4 separate regions of the Mus musculus genome follow, and regions 2, 3 and 4 are each linked to region 1. The links are chromatin loops, found by intact Hi-C in ENCODE. Cell type or tissue: heart. All regions are shown on one strand. Region 1 holds the start of Gm13388 (a long non-coding RNA gene). Region 2 has its middle 35 kb from the start of Gm30904. Region 3 overlaps Celf2 (CUGBP, Elav-like family member 2). Region 4 has its middle 630 kb from the start of Gm30904.

Region 1 (5,000 bases):
GTGGAAGGCAGGTCCTGGTTCCCATCACCAGCATTCCAACCCAATCCAGTCCCAGCCAATCCAAACAAAACAAAACAAAAAACAGGAAAACTAAAGTGGTAAAAACAATTAAAAATCAGGAGTAGGTGGCGCAGAACAGGAAGGAGAGCCCTTAAGAACAAGACCCTCTCTCTGAACAAGGCAGACAGGCCCCATGAGGAGGCCAAAAACACAACACAGAGGACTGGGTAGTTTGTCCTGAGTTAACTGAAAAACTCTAGAAACTTTTCAACAGATGAGTTATAATCTGAGGTATAGCATAGCAGTTACTTTAAATAGTGGTGTAGACTTAAATTGTAATAATAAGCAACAATGACAACAGTCACAATTGTTGACATTCATTAAGTAATTAATCCCTGTGTATCAGTCAACACTGTGACACAACACTGACAACAGGCACATGACTTCATGATCTCCTAGGGGAGGAAACTGAGGCAGAGATGAAGTTGCTCAAGGGTTCACGGCCAGCACGGAGCAGACACAGAGCTCAACCCAAAGCTGACGCCAGCACCCACCCGCTTCCCACAGTCTACTGTGGTGAAGGCCTGAGACACTAGATTTGTACACACATTGACGTGACATCCAACTGCAAGCAAGAGAAAGATTTAGGCTGAAACTCTAGACAGGTGCAGGAAAGTTTATTTTCAGTATAAAGAACAAGAAAAGTTTTTGCCTCACACTTTACATTTAAGTAAGTAGATTAGTATATGGAAGGAAAACCGACTTTTGGTGTGAGTCTAGCCTTCACCAGCTTAGCCGCCTCTCCAGCCCGGTGGATCCCCCTGCGCACTGTGTAAGGTTGAAGGGGATAAGACTGGAGAGAGGCTCAGCAGTTAAGATCACTGGCTGTTCTTCCAGAGGGCGGGCATTCGATTCCCAGCACCCACATGACAGTTTACAGCCTCTGCAACCACAATTTCAGGCAATCCAAAAGAAGTCTTCCCACTGCCCAGTGGCTTCCCCTTTCGTATTCCTTCAGAGCAACGGCACATGCCCACACTGACAGTGGGGAACACTGAGTAAAAACATCCACAAAATTATCTACTATAGAACATAGAACATATAATATCTGCTAAATGGCAAGCCCTCATTAGGTCCCTGTGTGCAGAAGGCACATGGCAAATATATGAAATGCACAAAACCTTTAGAGGTCATGGCCTTTTTGCTCCAGTACAATTTTTCAATAAGGAGGCAGCAGACAGGAGTATAAGAAAAGTGCCTCCTAAGATTATAAGTGCTTAAAAATCAATTTCTCTAAATGTTAAAAGCAGTGAAGCAAGCTAGCCCAGAGTCCTTCGCAGCAAGGGAGGGGCCTCTCAGTGTCTGGGCCAGAAAGCTATGCTTGTGTGTGCCCAGGCTAAGGGATACTTAAGGCATGGCTTGCGTCTTAGTTACTCTTCTATTGCTGTGACGAGACAGCACCACCAAAGCCACTCTTATAAGAGAAAGCATTTACTGGGGCTTTGCTTACAGTTCATTATCAGTGTCAGTTCATTATCATCATGGTGGAAACAAGGTAAGCAAGGTGCAGACAGCAGACAGAGAGACAGTGACTGGGCCTGGCATGAGCTTTTGAAACCTCAAAGCCCACTCTAAGTGACAGGATTAAGGCCACAGCTTTTAATCCTTCTCAAACAGTTCCATTAACTGGGGACCAAGCATCCAAATCTATGAGCCTACAGGAGTCAGGCTCATCCAGACCAGCACAGGCTATGACGGTGGCATCGGCAGACGGCTTCCAGAAACACTTGCTGACTGACTGTTGGGCTACACTACAACTGTAGTGCTCCCATGAATCTCAGCAGGGCAACCACACTCGCAGTGCATGCGTTCTTTATATCTAGCAGAGCTCCCCTCTCAGAAGCAGGTTCTAAACGATGGCTCAAAGGCCTTTCAGTTCCAGCAGCCAGACCAAACCCACAGCTTCTCTGTCAAGCAATCTGACCTCTGTTATAATGAAATTAAGGAGACAAATCTACATGATTTCCAAGCAAAGGTGATTTTCTTTTCTTTTTTCCTTCCTCCCTCCCTCCTTTCTTAGTGAAGATTAAGTATGCAACTTTTACTGGGCCAAGGAAATACTGTGTGCATCTCATAGGAGCAACAAATGTCACTACCAAGTATGATTTTATGTTCTAAGTATTTTCTATCACAAAAGTAGACTTAAGTAAATCTGTGGACACTCAGACGCACACGTGCGCACGCGATCTCTGGGTTAACTCATGCCCTATGTCCTCATTCCTCCAAGCACCCATGCTCAGCAGACTCAAGCACAGGTCACATAACAGCAGACGCATTACGTCATTATGTGGGCGTTTCTAAGTCAGTATTTACCGCCCCTCGCCACAGCTTTCAAACAGAGACCTTCTCAATGAACAGAGGAATGTGGCTTTGCACCTTCTGATGTTTCTGCTCAGCTTCATGTCAGAAGTGTACTTTTCCCTCCTCCTTCCTGAGAGCACAGGTGAGCTCCAGCCATGCACTCGCAGAGCTTTGTGTGAGGACATCGTATCAGTGGCTTTTCCCCTCTCTTCAGTCATGTAAGCCCTGACTATCTTCTCCCCACCCACAAGAAGGTAACTTAATACAATTTAGGACAAAACACAAATGTTTACTTCTTCTTTGTTTTTGTTTGTTTGTTTAGCATTTTTCTCTTTAAAAGCTCCAAAATGCCAATAGTAGTGTAACTTCCCAGGAAGGTGAAAGGGTCTCTTTTTCTGTCTCCTCAGGCCGGTCCATTTCTGGCCTTACTCAGGTCTCTGTCACCACCCAGTGGACACCACACTCTACTACAGGGTGGAGGCATTAGTGGCTCTTTGAACCCACTCAGAGATGTACTTAGGAAGTACTTCTCCTGCCGTCTTCTGGGGAGCCTCCTACTACTTCCACATTGCAAGAACACAGTGTTTGACATACAATGAAACTGACTGACGTGTACAAACACGAGAAAGGATGCCTCAGTACCCTCAAGTATGTTTTGTGCTAACCTTTTCTATACAGATTCGACTATCTCAAAGAGAACGTCAAAAGCCTGCCTGCTATGTGCCAGACACACCTTCAGAGCTGAAGATGCTGAGGTGTGGTCTCTGCACCTAAAGGACACACATTAGTGAGTGTGTAAGCACCAAAAGCGATTGGCCAGCTGAATGCAGAAACACCAAGCACAGGTGAGCACGTTCCAGGGCCGTGGGGTCCTGTGGGCAGGCTGAGAAGGCTTTGAGTGAGTAGCACCGCCTAAGTCACAGCATGTAAACTAACTTACAGTGTGCAAGCGTAGGTCGGATGGATTCAGAGACAGCTAATGGAGGAAGCCCAAGAACTAAATGCTGAAGAAGTGTATATACAAAGGCAATTAATGCCAAAGAGCGCTTCCCTCTAAACTCAGGCCATCTCTGGTCACAGCAGCAGATGCGACTTTTGAATAATAAACAGCTCTGATCTGGAATCACTCCTAGAATCAGCCAAAATGACCCTGGACAAGTATTTAACTTTGAACACAAGGTTTCCCCATCTATAATCTATAGATTAGTAATAATGATATATAACGACAATGAAAATCATTCACGGTTCTACCAAATAATAAATAAAGTAACACAAATTTCTATTAGGTTGCCTCAAAAAGAAGGGCCAGAAGTAAACAATAAAGAGTGGGGCTGGCGTCTAGGCTTCATGTAAAACCATCAAAAGGGCACCAACCCAGAGAGAGCAGACAAGCGAGCAAGCGAGCAAAGTGGGAGCAGGCTCAGTTAGGGTCACTGCTAAGAACTCAAGAATGCCAGAATGCACGTCCACTATAACCCCAGTCCTCACACTTACCAACATATTTCAACACCTGAAGATCCAGACTTAAACATAGAGAAGTTTAAAGGAAGCAAGCACCTGATTGACACTGGATTTTTAATTAAATAATCTATTTTTTCTATTATTTATATATATTAAAAATATTAAAGAGGATTTGGCTACAGTTGGCCTTTTTTGTACCAATTTAACATATGTAAATGAGTTCCTGATTTGAACTTTTGAGTTTTTAATACACAGACAGATAGCATTGGTACATCAGGAAAATTAAGACCCAGCACCGTCTTAGGGATGAAGGGTTCCGAGTTCTTTTTAGGTTGCTCTGTTTCCCAGTGCTAGGGCAGGCGCTGCACCACCGAGCTGCTGCCCAGAAGACATCAGTTATTTTATAGCCACACAAGATTTGTTCCCAATGTAAAACATTGATATGCTGAAAGGAAGTTGGATATAATAAATGTATAAACTCAATCGAAAATAAAATAGTTGTAGTTATTTGTAAATAGAACCAAACATTTACTAAATTCTTTAGAAAAATGTTAAAATTACTAGATCTAACTTTTTAAAATGAAACAAAAACAATAAAAAAAAGCCCTAGGTATTTTAATCTGGACTTTAATAAATAAAATACTAATTTTAAAAGTCTAAATAAAACATGTGCAGAAAAATTGTCCTTAAAGACCATAAGAAACACAAAAGCAAATGTTATCAATAAATATATTCCAAAAAGATGTTAGGAAAAGCTGAGCTGATAATGCAAATAAAGAATGGGCAAAACCGCTAAAAACTGGACTGTGACGTCACCCCGCAGTGCTGGAAGGGGAGGAAGGAGAGAGTGGAGAATGAAAAGCTATTTCTCCGTCAACTAAATAAAGGCTTTGGGCTTTCTCTTGAAGACCTGGCCTTCCCTAGACGCGTCTGGCCGCTCGTCACCACCTGCCCAGCATCCTAAGGAAGGAGTCAGCACAGGAGTCAGTGGCCCCAGCTTAACTGATGCTGCTGAGAAATGTTCACAACGTCTCCAAAACATACAACTTCATAAACTTTCCTGTAGCTGATTCAGCTCCAGCAGTTGCACAGAATAGATTTTAAATAACTAAGTATCAGCGAATGTTGACAATTTTACCACAGCCAAAAAAACACAGAAACTGGAAGAACTCAGAGGT
Region 2 (5,000 bases), 1.9 Mb before region 1:
GGCACCCAAGTCTAATTCTCCAATAATGTATTTACAAAATTCCAAAGATTTCTCGTTCCTCTCTCTGCATGTTTCATATGTGTATATGTGTTCTTTGCATTTTCTGATGGTCATTATGAAATATATTTATATTTTCTGTTCTTGGGCATGGCTGTGTAGCTTTCCATTGTGAAAGTCACTTTTGTTTTTAAGCACGTTCTTTGAGCAACTTGACAAATGTTTTTTACTCTAGAAGAATTTATACAGAAAAATTATAAAATTATTATTGTTTATATAAGTGTGTTTACCTATAACATATGTGATATATTGTCTAAATACATGTTTTGGAGCCGATTCAAACAAAAGGCGACAATGTCACAAGAAAAAGTAGACAATATTGCAAGAAGGTTAAAAAAGAAAGAAGCCATCTTTGGGGCTGTAGAAATGGCTTAGAGGTTAAAAAAACTAGCTGCACTTGTAGAGGACCCATGTTGGTTCTTAGTACAAAGTGATGAGCTAACAATAATTTCTAAGCTCAGATCCAAAAGATTTGATGTTCTTTACTAGACTCTGTTCTTTAAAGACTCTGTTCTTTACCCCCCCCCCCCACACACACACACAAACGCAGTGCACATGTATACATACAAGCAAAATACTCATACACATAGAAAATGAAAATGAATACTGACAAAAAGGAAGGAGTGAAATCTTGGGAGCCATGCATTTCTTGGTTACATTTCAAGTTTATGTCTCAGCTATAAGAGGAGAGGGAGAGAGAGATGACACAGTGATTATCGGAACATACTGTTCTTGCAAAGGACCCTAGTTCAGTTCTCAGCACTCATATATGGTATCCAGACCCACCTGTAACTTCAACTCCACAGATTTTGATGCTAAAGTAGATAGAAAATATTTAATTCAGTTAGGTGACTGTGGGAATAATTTGAATAAGAAATTGAGTAAATTAATTCATTTTCAGTGTGGTTACAAATATTTGTTTTAGAATAAAATTTTATTCCAAATTGTCTCTCATACAATGTCTTTTCTATCTCTCCCTTACCCTCTCTAGTGCTCTCTCTCTGTCTCTGTCTCTGTCTCTCTGTCTCTCTCTCTCTGTGTATGTAAGTGTATTCACATTTCTTTAGAAATGTCATGTTATAGATTTCATTTTAAATATTGTCTACAGTGAAAAAAATAAAATCATACTTAACTCTAAGTCCTAGAAAAAAAGCCCTACATTTATATACAAGAAAACCTTTTATATACAAGTAGTACATCTAAGACTCAACAACCCATCTGTTACTAGGAAACTTGTTGACTTGTCATCCAATGCAGAATAGTAACATAATATAGTTGGAATGTAGTTCTGCCTAACATGATGTCTATGTAACTTCTACCACTATTGAATGGAAGATTCCAAAGTAGGGTGATGATGCAGGTATCAGATAAGGAACAGGTTGGTTCTCTTTCTATGGTTCTAATCTCTCCAACAAAGCCAGCTGATACTTCAGTTTGAGCCACTACTTTCCCTGAAGTTTCCCATACAACACTATAAACCTTTCAGAGTTGCTTTGTTATGTTAGAAGAGGCCAGAATAAAAGAAGCCTCAGCCCCTTCTTCTTATATACATTTCCTTTCCCTTTAAAAACCAGTTGCCCTTTTTGTACTTTATTTCAAAATGTTTCCCCAGTTTAACATTTCCTGGTAACAGATGGGTTCTTGAGTCTTAGATGTACTACTTGTATATAAAGGGTTTTCTTGTATATAAATGTAGGGCTTTTTTCTAGGACTTACAGTTAAATATGATTTTATTTTTTCACTGTAGACAATATTTAAAATGAAATCTATAACATGACATTTCTAAAGAAATGTGAATACATTTACATACACATAATTGTACTGAAACATCAGTACAATTGAAAATCTATGACCAGATAAACAGAAATTTATCCAATCTGTGATTGTTCCCCATAACTCTGATTCTTTATTGCATAAGGATCAAGTTGTATGTATGAAATATAACTAAAATTGTAATTGAGTAAATCACATCTAACAATAAACAGAATAACAGAATTATAAGCAATAAGATGCATTTTGAAGGGGAAAAAGGAAAGAAAAACCTAGCCTGCTAATGTTCAGTATCATCTTAGCATTGTATCTAGGAGAGTATTGGTCATAGAAGGAAGGGCCTATGGTGTTGCAGAAGATGCACAGTCATTACCTGGGTGATGATGGACCATAGAGGGAGCTGTTGCTCAAGGCATGGCAACCCATTTAGCATTACAGTGAAATTTTCACTGAAACAGAGTACTTTTAAAGCCTCACTTCTAAAACCTAAATTTATAGCTGAAATGTGAAGTAAAATGTCAGCGAGGTTGGTATTTTTGGAAGGAAATTATAATAAAAATTATCTCTCACCTTTTTGCTGAGAAATTTTTTCATGGGAAAAAATGTCTTTTATTATTCCAAACAAAAATATCTTTAAGAAGATGGAAATAATTCTGCATTGTTTTTGCCTGACATTGTACCCACTTTCATACTGATGGGATTTATTGGAAAGAACATAATCTTTAAATTTGAATTACATATACCTGTAGCAACTATATAAATTATCTTCAAAGCACCGACTTTTAAAATCATTTCATGGTATTTGGAAATCATAAATTTATGAATTAAGTGATAGTTGGCAGAGAAAAAACATGTTGCAGTAGGTCAAAATCATGGTGATTTATGGTTCTATAATCATCATAAAAATTCATTACACATATAAGACAAAGAAACATTTGGCTGGTGACAGAAACTGAAGACAAACAGCTTTCTGAAGTAATTGAACGTATAATCTGAATGTGTGCCACCTGGTTAGTTGAGAATTAGCCAACATGAATAATAACACTTCTTAAGAATGTACCCCATCAATTAGTATTAAAATGTGAGCTGCCACATGGATTGACACATTATGTGACAAAACTTAAAATAGCTTGTAAACTAGTATTCTCATGAAAGTCCTCGCCAGTGCCCCGAGGTAAACATAAATTCTATGATTGTGGACAACAGCTAAGACATCATTATTAATAGTCTTGTATTTTCTGTTGCAATTCAGAGGAGCATCTGAGAAGTGCACACAAAGCTTCCAGAAGACATAAACTTCAACTGCGTATGCCCTAGTGTCTTGATAGTTGAGGAACTTTGGAAGCATCATTTTTTTATTTTGTTTATTTTTTATTAGGTATTTATTTCATTTACATTTCCAATGCTATCCCAAAAGTCCCCTACCCACTCACTCCCACTTCTTGGCCCTGGCGTTCCCCTGTACTGAGGCAGATAAAGTTTGCATGACCAATGGGCCTCTTTCCACTGATGGCCAACTAGGCCATCTTTTGATACATATGCAGCTAGAGACACAAGCTCTGGGGGGGTACTGGCTAGTTCATATTGTTGTTCCACCTATAGGGTTGCAGACCCCTTTAGCTCCTTGGGTACTTTCTCTAGCTCCTCCATTGGGGGCCCTGTGATCCAGCCAATAGCTGACTGTGAGCATCCACTTCTGTGTTTGCTAGGCCCCGGCTTAGTCTCACAAGAGACAACTATATCTGGGTCCTTTCAGCAAAATCTTGCTAGTGTATGCAATGGTGTCAGCATTTGGAGGCTGATTATGGGATGGATCCCGGGATATGGAAGTCTCTAAATGGTCCATCCTTTCGTCTCAGCTCCAAACTGTGTGTCTGTAACTCCTTCCATGGGTGTTTTGTTAAACTGTATTCTCGTTCTTTGCTTGTTTGTTTGTTTACTTTAGGCATGCCAGATGTGTCGTCATTGACAGTTAGCTTCCGAGTGCAAAAGCTCTGTGATGTGGGCCGCATTGTTTTGCTAATCATCTTTCCATATTAGTAGAGAAAGGGCAGCTTTATGCTCCATTTATGATGTGACATTTTGATGATTTCTCATTAAAGCTCTCTGAAGGCTGTTATGTAGTCTTGTATATATACGTGTGTGCGTGTGTATGTATGTGGGTGTAATTATTGAAGAGAATATTAAATAAGAATATATGAGACATATGAGACATGAGATAGTCTTATTAAATGAGGATATCTTACGCGCGTTCGCAACCGGCCAGGAAAGACGCAACAAGCCAGAATCTTCTGCAGCAAAGCTTTATTGCTTACTCAGGAGCAAGAGAGGAAGAGCGTGGCAGAGAGAGGCAGAGAGAAAGAGAGAGAGAGAGGCAGAGAGAGAGGCAGAGAGAGGGGCAGAGAGGGAGAGAAAGAGACGAAGAGGCGAAGAGACGAAGAGGCGAAGAGGCGAAGAGGCGAAGAGAGGGAGTGCCAGAACCCTGTGCCTTTTAAGGAGAATTATCCTCCACGTAGGACGTGTCACTCCCTGATTGGCTGCAGCCCATCGGCCCAGTTGTCATCACGAGAAAGGCAGAGCACATGGCGGGAAAACTGCCCCTGCACATGTGCAGATTATTTACTACTTAGAACACAGCTGTCAGCGCTATCTTGTAATGGTAAATGTGAGTGCGGCTCCCCACATCTCCCCCTTTCCTTTTAATAAGAGCAATAGGCCACCCATATTATTGAGAGTGGAGATAGAGGTCAAATCCCCAGTGTGCAGGTAAAGGAGCTGTACACATAACCCCCTTCCAGGCTCATCACCCAGAGGGGTCCTGGTCTGGTCCCGTGTCGTTTTTCCTGGGGAGAAGGACGCTTGGACACTCAACCTTCTTGAAAATTGACATGTCTCCCTAGAATAGGCTCATATATGCCGCAGGGCCCTTCTACTGCAGTGCTTAGCCGTGCAACTCTCTCGGGTTGCTGAAGCACACTCACTCTATCCCGTGCAATGAGACTAGCCTCGTGGGGTGCAAGAGCGGAGTGGCCAGTGACCTATTGCTTAAGCATAGATATATCAGGGGAAGCACCATGTTCTAGAGCTGCAAGTGCCTGGGCAATAACCACCTTGTCTCTCCTAGTTTGGGCCTTAAGCTTACAGACCAACCAAAGAAGCAACACTAATCCACA
Region 3 (5,000 bases), 290 kb before region 1:
TGCTCTGGGTGGGCCATGCAGCAGGCGGGCCTCTGGGTGCCTTCCATCTATCCTATATACTCTTACGACATTTCTTTCCCCCTCATTTTTTTTATTAGATATTTTCTTCATTTACATTTCAAATGCTATCACCTTTCCTAGTTTCCCCTCAGAAAATCCCTTATACCCTCCCCCTCCCCCTGCTTCCCAACCCACCCACTCCCACTTCCTGGACATGGCATTCTGCTATACTGGGGCATATAAAGTTTGCAATACCAAGGGGCCTCTCTTCCCAGTGATGGCTGACTAGGCCATCCTCTGCTACATATGCAGCTAGAGTCACGAGGTCTGGTGGTACTGGTTAGTTCATATTGCTGTTCCTCCTAGAGTTGCTGACCCCGTCAGCTCCTTGGGTGCTTTCTCTAGTTCCTTTATTGGGATCCTTCCCTCATTTTTTGTAAAAATCTTATGGACAAGCAATATTACATGTACGTGTACATAAAGTAACCTTGAATTTTCCTTCAGAATAACACAAGCTAATTTACTTAAAATTTGATGATCGAAAAGGAATTTTTATCTCCTTCAGATATTTTGAGTATTATTTATTCCAGCTAATCTTCCATGAAGTTTTTGGTTGCTGATATGGTGCCATTTCACCCCAGAGAATGTAGGCCCTTATTTTATAATTGACATGCCTGTAATTCAAAAGGTTCTGCTCTACATGGTCAGAGATAACAGTGTCTTCCAAGTAAATACAGGAGCATCATTATAGTTACATCTTATGTAACAACCTAGCTACAGTTAGGACACATGTGGGTAGCTGTGGCTTCTAAAGACTCTATATGGTGTTTTTGCCTGGCTCCTGGTTACCATGTTGCCATTCTGTGGAGAAGATAATGTTCTTTTTAAATGACCAACATTGCCCACATGGACACGTACTGCTGAATTTCATGCCCATCCTGTAGCCTTCTAGAAGCACCAGACACATTGCCAGTCCTCTCTTCCTCTGTTGCCTTATGCAGCTCTGTCCTGGATAGCTTTCCATGACAACCAAACAGTCTCGTCTTTTGTGCGCTCTCTCTTAAGTACACGTGGTATTAGACAATTATTCCTAAACCCGTGTAAAGAGTGGCTTTGTCAGCTGACCGAAATGGTGAGGTGCAGCTCATTTTGTTAGGAAGAATGTTGGGACATATTGAGAGAGATGGCTCTTTGGTAGCACCCTTGGCAGTTGGCCACTAACAGTTCCATCTAAGCCTGTGTTGCTCCCCACAGCATACATGACACCTTGTTAACACTCTGGCCTGTATGTATATGCCTTGAGCTTTGGGGATTAAATTAGACACAGGATGTGGAATTATACCAAAGTTTCAAGCAGCTGGTTATACTATCTAAATTATCTTTTCAGTAAGTCATTCTCTGCATCCAACACACTGGAGATAGCATATTTTTATAAACATTAATGCAAGTATTTATATGAATACAAGTATTTATATTTTTATAGCCTTTTGTAGAAATTATAACCATATATTATAATTGATGTTTAAATAACATTAAATTACTATTGTTCTCTTTGGTTTACAGTGGGATGAATGAGGTACAGAGGAGTGTTTGATTTTCCTTGAGGGCACACAGTTAAATTGATGCTGAGCCAAGGCCAGCTCCTTTGGCCCATTATCTGCTTATGGTTAGGCAACTCGGCTTTAATAGTATTTTCAAAACGGCTCCCTCAGAATAATATGTTTAAGTGAGTCTCAGCTCTAACTAGTGTTTTAAAAGGAGGAAAGAAGGTATATTTCTTTCTAGAGCTACCTAAAGAAAATTAATAAAAATGTGTTTATATCGTTGCCTTAACCATAGTTGAGTACTCAGTAGCAATATGTAGCTACTGCCTGGCATACTGCAGTGCTAGTGATAGGGGTATAGAGATGGGGATCATTTCTATCAGCACGGTTGAACCAGTGCACTCATCCCAAAAATAAAAACAGTAAGGTAAGAACCAAACAAATAAAAGGGTAAGAACAATATTATTATTTATTAACACCAAGAAGATCAGCTATCTTCAGACAACAGTATTCAGAGGCAGGAATTTTTTTTTTTCATAGCAGTTTTGGCTTTGTAAGTTTGTTGCTTTTTTTGAGATAAAGGAAATTAAATATAGAAAACAAATACAGGACAAAATACAAAATCAAAAATCTGTTTCTTTGCTTCCAGTCTTGAAAAGGAAACTTGAAAATTTTTAGACCTTATAAAATGTTTTCCTGAAGTTAATAATAATAATCCATTGAGCCACTTCTATTGAATGGTACTCTGCTTTCTCAGAGGACGCAAGGATGGGTGTGCATGGTCTCTGTTGATCTGATTTCTTTTTGCTAGGAAATGGAGTAGGGAAGTAGGTCAGTGCAGTGCTGGAAGCTGCGAGTGAGCCCTCAAGTGGCCCTTCCAGTAGCGGCACTTTCCATCCTGACTCTGAGGCTCATGCCAGCAGTGTCTCTGACCGTGTGCTCGCTGACTTATGCTCCCATTCCACTTGGCACCTGTCCTAGAGGGCCAAGGGCAAAACACAATTGGTATTCAGGGTCTTGTTGAAGTTTTCAGGCAAGGTGCCCACAGACGTATATGTCTGTGTCCAAGGTTTGCAAGTGGCCACAGAGTCTCATGAAACACCACTACCTCAGGATTTCGCCAAAGAAGTCGAGGTCATAGAACAAGAAGGGCAGACAGTTGGCTTTTAAATCTTACTGTATCCATATTTTATAGTGTGATTCCTTACAGAGATTGCATTGGGGAAAGGCACCTTACTTCTGTGGACCTCATTTGCTTCATTTCTAAAATGAAGATGGTTCCAAAGAGCTATTATGATATTGTGTGTCAGATACTTGGCAAAGGTTTCTGGCAAAGGGTAGGCCCTCTATTAATATTATTTAGATTTGAATCTAAAGTTGTACTATACTGTGTTCCTTGGAAAGTACGGAATAAGAAAAGCAAGCTAGTCCTAGCATTCCAAGTCATGCAGACTCTTTTCTGACAAAGCTCTTAGGAGAAGGTTTGGCTGAGATGGGGGTATGTGTATCTATAATTCTCTATGAAAGTTCCTTGGATACCTATGGTCCCTGGCAAGAACCCCCAAAAGCTTAACTTAAAACATGATTAACACATGATCTTTGGCTAACTCGGAAGTCTCTGTCCCTACAGCCACATGAGAACTGAAGTCACCAGATTTCCAAAAGAAATATTCTTCAGCCAAGAGAAAAGATTCAGTCCAAAGGAGAAGTTAAAGTGTATTAAAACAAAGTTAGCAAAATTATTATACACCAAGATGCAGTAATAATAAGAGGGTCACTGTCATATGAATAGCCAAAATAAATGTTTTCGATTGGGAGTGTTTGGTGGTGGTTTTAGTGTATACTATATGACTACATTTTCCTACAGACAGAATTATTGTACACTTTCCAAATGATCATTTGCAAGATGGCAGACAAAAAGGGATATAAAAAAGGATACGTGGCAGCTACTCATCCGAGTGACTTTCTAGAAGTAGAGAAGAAAGGCTCTGGACAGATGGTGATCTTCTTATGTGGTAATTGAGAAGATGTGGGTTTCAAAGCAGCCTTAAAGGCTCATAAACTGGGTGGTTTGCAGCTTGTTTCCCAGAGATAGAGGAGTGGTGTGTGTACATTTTTCCAGCATTCCTGTTTTTATTTGGGAGTGTGATTCAAGAAACCCAGTAAGACTTGCTTTGGAATTTGTCTTTGATTTGTTTTGAGCTGTCTTTACTCCATTCAAGCCATACTGTACCGAATGTTTAGCCACATGGTGGATTAGAAATACTTTGCAGTTTGGGACCCAGGGGCATAGATTTGGATTCTAACTATAGTTCATAATCTGGTATCCTTAGGAAGGGAACTTATTTCTCAGATGTTGCCATTTGAAAAACTACTTTCTCATAGGGTTGTCTTAATGATTAAAAATGTAGCCGGGCAGTGATGGCGCATGCCTTTAATCCCAGCACTTGGGAGGCAGAGGCAGGCGGATTTCTGAGTTCGAGGCCAGCCTGGTCTACAAAGTGAGTTCCAGGACAGCCAGGGCTACACAGAGAAACCCTGTCTCGAAAAACCAAGAAAAGAAAAAAAAATGTAAATCACTGCCAGATGTGGTTGTTCACCATGGAATCCTAGCTCTTGTTAAGCAGAAGCAAGCAGATCTCTGTGAGTTCAACGTCAGGCTGTTCTATATAGCCAGTTCAGGCCAGACAGCCAAGTCTACAAAGTAAGACTGAAAACACACACACACACACACACACACACACACACACACACACAAACAAAAAGAACCAAGGCCAATTTTTAAAAAAGTAATGTACATAGTGTAGTATTGGTATATATAAGATACTATTATTACTAAAGATATGAGTCATGTTTGGATTTACACCAAAAGAATTTTTAAGTAAAAAATAGAATTATGGTGATTACTTGTGGTGAGTATGTAAAGGAAGTGCATTCACAGTGAGAATAGCAAGACATTTATAGAACATTCTAGGCTATGTGCCTCTATGAGGTGTTATCTGTTGTTGCCATTTTATAGATGAAGGATCTGAAGCTCAAAGTAGCACAGTAGAAAGCTATGATGTCCGAGTACAGAGCCCATGTGTTTGCCCTTTGAATGGTAAGGGGTCCAAGGTGTTAGGTTGGACAACCAACTGGGAGACATGAAGTAAGCACTTTCTACTATAGAAAGGCCAAAGGAGCTCTGGGCAGCTTCCTTCCTTCTTTGATTCCGTTAGTTTCTGTTATTTGGGAAAACATAAAAGGAATGTTCATTTGTGATGTGAGCATTAGTTAGTGCTTACTCCAGAACTCTTGTTTAGATATTAGACAACTGTACTGCAGTCTAACTCTTGCTCTATATGAGTCATTGTCCAACTTCTGCTTTCTGTTAGCTTAGACTTGTGGCAATACCTTCCTCTTCTCATTTAGCTGGTTGTCAACAGCAGTAACCACGAGTCCTTCCTGTCCCAAAAG
Region 4 (5,000 bases), 1.3 Mb before region 1:
AGAGTAATGTCTGCCCAACCTCTTATGTCTGCCTGTTCCACAAACCTAAGTTTTCTCTGAAAAATAAGTAAGTTAATGTTTTTCATCTGATTATTAAATACCCTCTAAACTGACCTACCTCATTTGTTGTTTGTTTTTCTTTATTTTTTTCTTGCCTTCCCTCCTTCTTGTGCTTAATGAATCTTGCCTATGTGGGTAACTGACATAAAACACTAGTGTTGTCATTAAAAAAAATGCAAAATCTAACATAAAAAGATTTAATCCCTATAATAATTTGCATTTCTATAATAAAAAAGAAGAAAAAAAGATGTTTATGCTGGGCATGGTGGCACATGCCTTTAATCCTAGCACTCGGGAGGCAGAGGCAGGAGGATTTCTGAGTTCACGGCCAGCCTGTTCTACAAAGTGAGTTCCAGGACAGTCAGGGCTATACAGAGAAACCCTGTCTCAACCCCCCCCCAAAAGAGACGTTTATAAACTCAGGCTTAGTGGTATACATTTTTTGTCACACAAGCATGAAGACCTATGCCTAAATTCCCAAAACACACATGAAGGCTGGATATGTGTTTTTATGTCTAGCACTCTTTTAGGGACTTAAGAAACAGAGACAAAAGAATTCTCAGATGTTCATGGGCCAGCCAGTATGGTTTACACAAAGAAAAAAACAAAGAGACCCTTTCAAAAACAAGGTGGAAGATGAATTCCTGTAGATCTCTATTTCCCAGGGGAATGTTGGCCAATGGCCCCTCAAGTACAAAGAAAGCAGAAGAAAGGATCAGGATTTGGATGGTCCATGAACACTATGAAATGACAGACTTCTGAGATCGGGTTCAGAGAGGCACCTCAACTTTATTCCAGGGGTGATGGGAATATATAGGAAGAAGCCAATAACTAAGGAATTGCCTGGTAGGTATTCATAGTATGATTCATTTGCATTAGGCCAAAAGGTCCTATCATCTGGATAGGTGTACAGTACCTAATTATTATAAGATCATCAGTGGGTAGTTGGGGTCAGGGGATGAAGCACTTGCAAAGGTCAAAGGTCACATGCCAGAAAAGCCAAGTATTTGAGCTCAGGGATATCTCCCAAATAAGGTTAGGTAGAGATCTGGAAGCTCTGAAGGAAGGGAGTCCTCCATTCTGTACCCAGCTCAGAAAGTTATCTGGACATGGTGAACTGCAACAGCATGCAACTGAATCAGCAGCAGGGTCCTACAACAAGGACCCACATTCTCTAACCTCCATACATAGGCTGTGTTGCACACATGCATGCAATCAAACAAGCAAATGTACAAGCACAGGAACACACACACACATACATACACACACACACAGAGAGAGAGAGAGAGAGAGAGGGAGAGAGAGAGAGAGAGAGAGAGAGAGAGAGAGAGAGAGAGAGAGAGAGAGAGAGAGAGAGAGAGAGAGAGAGAAGAAATACACTTACAAGTAGCTGAGGCATGATAATGTTTAGTATCACAACAAAAAGATAATTTAGTAAGTCTCTATGTTACTCTTGATTTTCAACATATTGGAATGAGAGGAGTGTGTGTGTGTGTGTGTGTGTGTGTGTAATACTGATGGTAGGAGTAATAGATGAATTTTCATAGTGGTAGAACTAAACTGTAGATAAATGTAGATGACAACCTGTGTAATATCTGAAATCAATGAGAATAAACATGGGAGCTTGAATTCTCTGGTCCTGCTTGCTACCCACCATAAGCTGCAAATCTGAAATGCTCCAAAGTCTGAATATTTTGGCACATTATGTCACTGAAAAATGTTTCAGGTTTCAGAGTGTTTCAAATTCCACTTATTTTTTTTTTTTGGATTAAAGATTCTTAACCTGCAGCAGAATTTAGCTATAGATAAATCTAATGGTGCAGACAGAATTCTGTATAAAATTGTGCCTCATCTCCCCTTGTGCACCACTGGAAACAACAATCTCTTGTCTACAAACCTCATCTTCCTTGTCAGATGAAGCTATGATGTTGTAAACTAATGCATCATAAACAAAGCTAAAATTTCAGCAATCTGTCACCAGGTGGTGACAGAGTTACAGTGGTACATGGATTGAGCAATACAAACTGTATGTCACAAACACATATTATTAATCTATGATATTATATATGAATATGTGCATACTTGCAATTTCAAATTATTTTCTAGTCACTCTGTATGCTAACTTCAAGAAGTACATAAGAGAGCAAAACCTTGGGCCTCTATCCCTCGGAACTATTCCTTTGCTGGCTGGAGACCACCTTCAGTGGAACCTTTCACATTTGTATAAGAATCTCTGATTCAGTTCCTACCAAGGATGGAGGGCATCAGAGTCTCTTTTCCCCTTGGAGCTCAAATACTGATATTCAGTTCCTCCTGTCTGCTTGAAGTCATCCTTCCATTTTTGAAATGTCAAGAGAAGGAAAGATAAAAACAAGAGGTTTCACTTTCTCAAATAATTTATACTCCACAGCTATTATTTGCCAATGAACAGGAGAAGTTTTTTTCCCCTCATTTCTGGCACCTTCTGCTCTGCTTGCATCTCACCTTTTCAGACTTAATGTTTTGTGCTACATTTTACATATAGCACCAATTAAATGAGCTGCAGTCACTGTCTGCTGGACACACATGCTCCATGATTTCACTGGCTGTCATAATCATGTTACCATTTCAAAGCAGCCCAACTGTTAGCACCACGTCAAATACAAGTTGCTATTTTGCCATTCTTATATCCATTTGCTCATTTCTTTATGCCTTTAAGATTATATTTATTTTCATGTTTTTTTTCTTTTAGCTTCCCATTAAGACAAATCTACTGATGTCTATGTTTTCTATATTCCAGTAAAATTAATTCTACTGGGCTTTTTACTATTTCTCCAACAAGAATCAGTTGAAAAGAACAAAATTTATTATATTCTATGTAATAAATCCCACCTTTTCAGATTTGTGTTGTAACCATCTTTCAAATCAACATTTAAGATTACCTAAGAAGTAGAATTAAAGGGGGCATTTTAAATTTTTATTATGTTTTTGTTGTTGATCAAACTCCTTGTACTCCTAGGAAAGTATGAATGCTAAACTACATCCTTACCCAAAGATTTTTAAAGAAACATGACAGCACAGAGAAATGAGAGATATGTGAGAAATGTTTGTTGTGTACATATCCTCACATATTAATAAGATTTTAGTTGACCTATTAATACACAAAAATATTTTTTGAAGAACTGTGGGTATTTTTACATTTTAAATGTCTAATATTAAGCAAGAAAACACATGGGGAAATGAACTTATTTTTAAGTTTTATGACTACTTAAGGCATACTATTTTTGGAGTGAAATTTAGAAGATTATATGTGACTAACCAAAGGACATGTAAAAAGGTACAGGAAAGATATTAGAGAAAAAAATTATAAAACCATTGAATGATATACTAGAAAATAAATTCAACAGTTCACAGAAATAAATAAATGAAGAAATTTACTAAATATAAGCCTAGGGAACTTAAATATATGTGGAAAGCAAGTAGATTCAAATTGAATATTTCCAAGTGCAAAACTACAGGAAGTGGGTGATAGAAGTATATGGATCTATAGTAATTTATTTTGGAAGCAAAGGAATAAAGTCAAAGAAGCTGGAGAGATGATTTAGAGGTTCAGAGCACTAGCGTCTCTTCCAGAGCTCCATGGTTCAGTTCCTGGCACTCACAGGGCAGTTCTCCATGTCTGTAGCTCCAGTTCCAGGAAGTACAGCACCCTCACACAGACAAACATACAGGCAAAACATCAATGCACATAAAGTAAAAGTAAGTATGCCAAATTGAAAAAAAAAAAAGAATAAAAAGAAAACTATATGCAGGGATCCATCCCATAATCAGCCTCCAAATGCTGACACCATTGCACACACTAGCAAGATTTTGCTGAAAGGACCCAGATATAGCTGTCTCTTGTGAGTCTATGCCAGGGCCTAGCAAACACAGAAGTGGATGCTCACAGTCAGCTATTGGATAGATCACATGGCCCCCAATGGAGGAGCTAGAGAAAGTACCCAAGTAGCTAAAGGGATCTACAACCCTATAGGTAGAACAACATTATGAACTAACCAGTACCCTGGAGCTTAAGACTCTAGCTGCATATGTATCAAAAGATGGCATAGTTGGCCATCACTGGAAAGAGAGGCACATTGGACTTGCAAAATTTATATGCCCCAGTTCAGGGGAACGCCAGGGCCAAAAAGTGGGAGTGGGTGGGTAGGGGAGTGGGTGGGAGGGTATGGGGGACTTTTGGGATATCATTGGAAATGTAAATGAGGAAAATACCTAATAAAAATATTTAAAAAAAAGATTATACAATGACAATGTTGGCTAACAAACAGATTATGTCAATTAGAAATTCTCTTTGAAGGGTATTTAGCATAGCATCATGGTGGACAGGTGCCCTGGGATGAGGCCAGTTGCAATAAACTAGAAAGCAAATCCTTCTCAATTGAGAATAGTCCAAGCAAATTTCAAAGATTGGATGTTGAACTGTGCATCTCATCAGCTCTATTCTTCACCTCTGTGTAGCTTTTGTACTCATCCTGAGCTCTTCCTGGGAGTCAGAGCATACATTCCGATGAAGGTCTTCTAGGAATTGGTCCTATCTTTAAAATCTAGAGTGAAAGAATCCCAGCAACAAAAATCCAACGTCATAAATGACAAACGATGTTAACTGGCTGATATTCATCAATGGTAGGAAAGGAGAGAGGAAGTTTAGTAGATTCAGTTTCACTTCTTTTAGTAGTATTTTTTTTTTTTACTAAAATTAACATGGAATATTCTATTCCTTACTTTTCCAGTTAAGTTTATCCTTTACCATCTTAATCTGATATGCTGTACCTCCATTGAAAGCCAGAACAAAATAAAACCTTCAGATGTTTAAAAAAAATAAATTTTTTTCTTTAATAAAAATGTGAATAATAAGAAAGAGATGAGAATTCATTTCAAGATGGAGGTCAAGTATGGGAGTG

The links. A loop is a pair of places that touch in the nucleus more often than their neighbours do. Peaks named below come from ENCODE experiments on the same cell type or tissue, not always from the same donor. Only the 100,000 strongest peaks of a DNase experiment are listed, where the experiment ranks them.
Region 2: it touches region 1 in a loop (9-fold over the local background); 6 of 42 quality-filtered maps call a loop at or near these places.
Region 3: a loop joins it to region 1, with 2.1 times the contacts of the local background. A loop is called at or near these places in 2 of 42 quality-filtered maps.
Region 4: a loop joins it to region 1, with 5 times the contacts of the local background. A loop is called at or near these places in 4 of 42 quality-filtered maps.

Annotation. Positions count from the first base shown.
Region 1 is chr2:6,434,095-6,439,094 of GRCm38, reverse strand. The region is part of intron 14 of Usp6nl (USP6 N-terminal like); the gene reads right to left. It overlaps Gm13388 (a long non-coding RNA gene), which reads left to right and starts at 1,491. Exons shown (of 4, transcript XR_373976.3): 1 at 1,491-2,579; 2 at 3,040-3,206. In heart, a CTCF peak has its summit at 2,813; no DNase peak of the experiment used is centred here.
Region 2 is chr2:8,377,665-8,382,664 of GRCm38, reverse strand. No RefSeq gene overlaps it. Among named protein-coding and RNA genes, the nearest start is that of Gm30904, 35 kb to the right of the region's middle. In heart, a CTCF peak has its summit at 2,215; no DNase peak of the experiment used is centred here.
Region 3 is chr2:6,723,751-6,728,750 of GRCm38, reverse strand. The region is part of intron 1 of Celf2 (CUGBP, Elav-like family member 2); the gene reads left to right. Among named protein-coding and RNA genes, the nearest start is that of Celf2, 160 kb to the left of the region's middle. In heart, a CTCF peak has its summit at 2,414; DNase peaks (open chromatin) are centred at 2,450 and 5,000.
Region 4 is chr2:7,708,290-7,713,289 of GRCm38, reverse strand. No RefSeq gene overlaps it. Among named protein-coding and RNA genes, the nearest start is that of Gm30904, 630 kb to the left of the region's middle. In heart, a CTCF peak has its summit at 2,036; no DNase peak of the experiment used is centred here.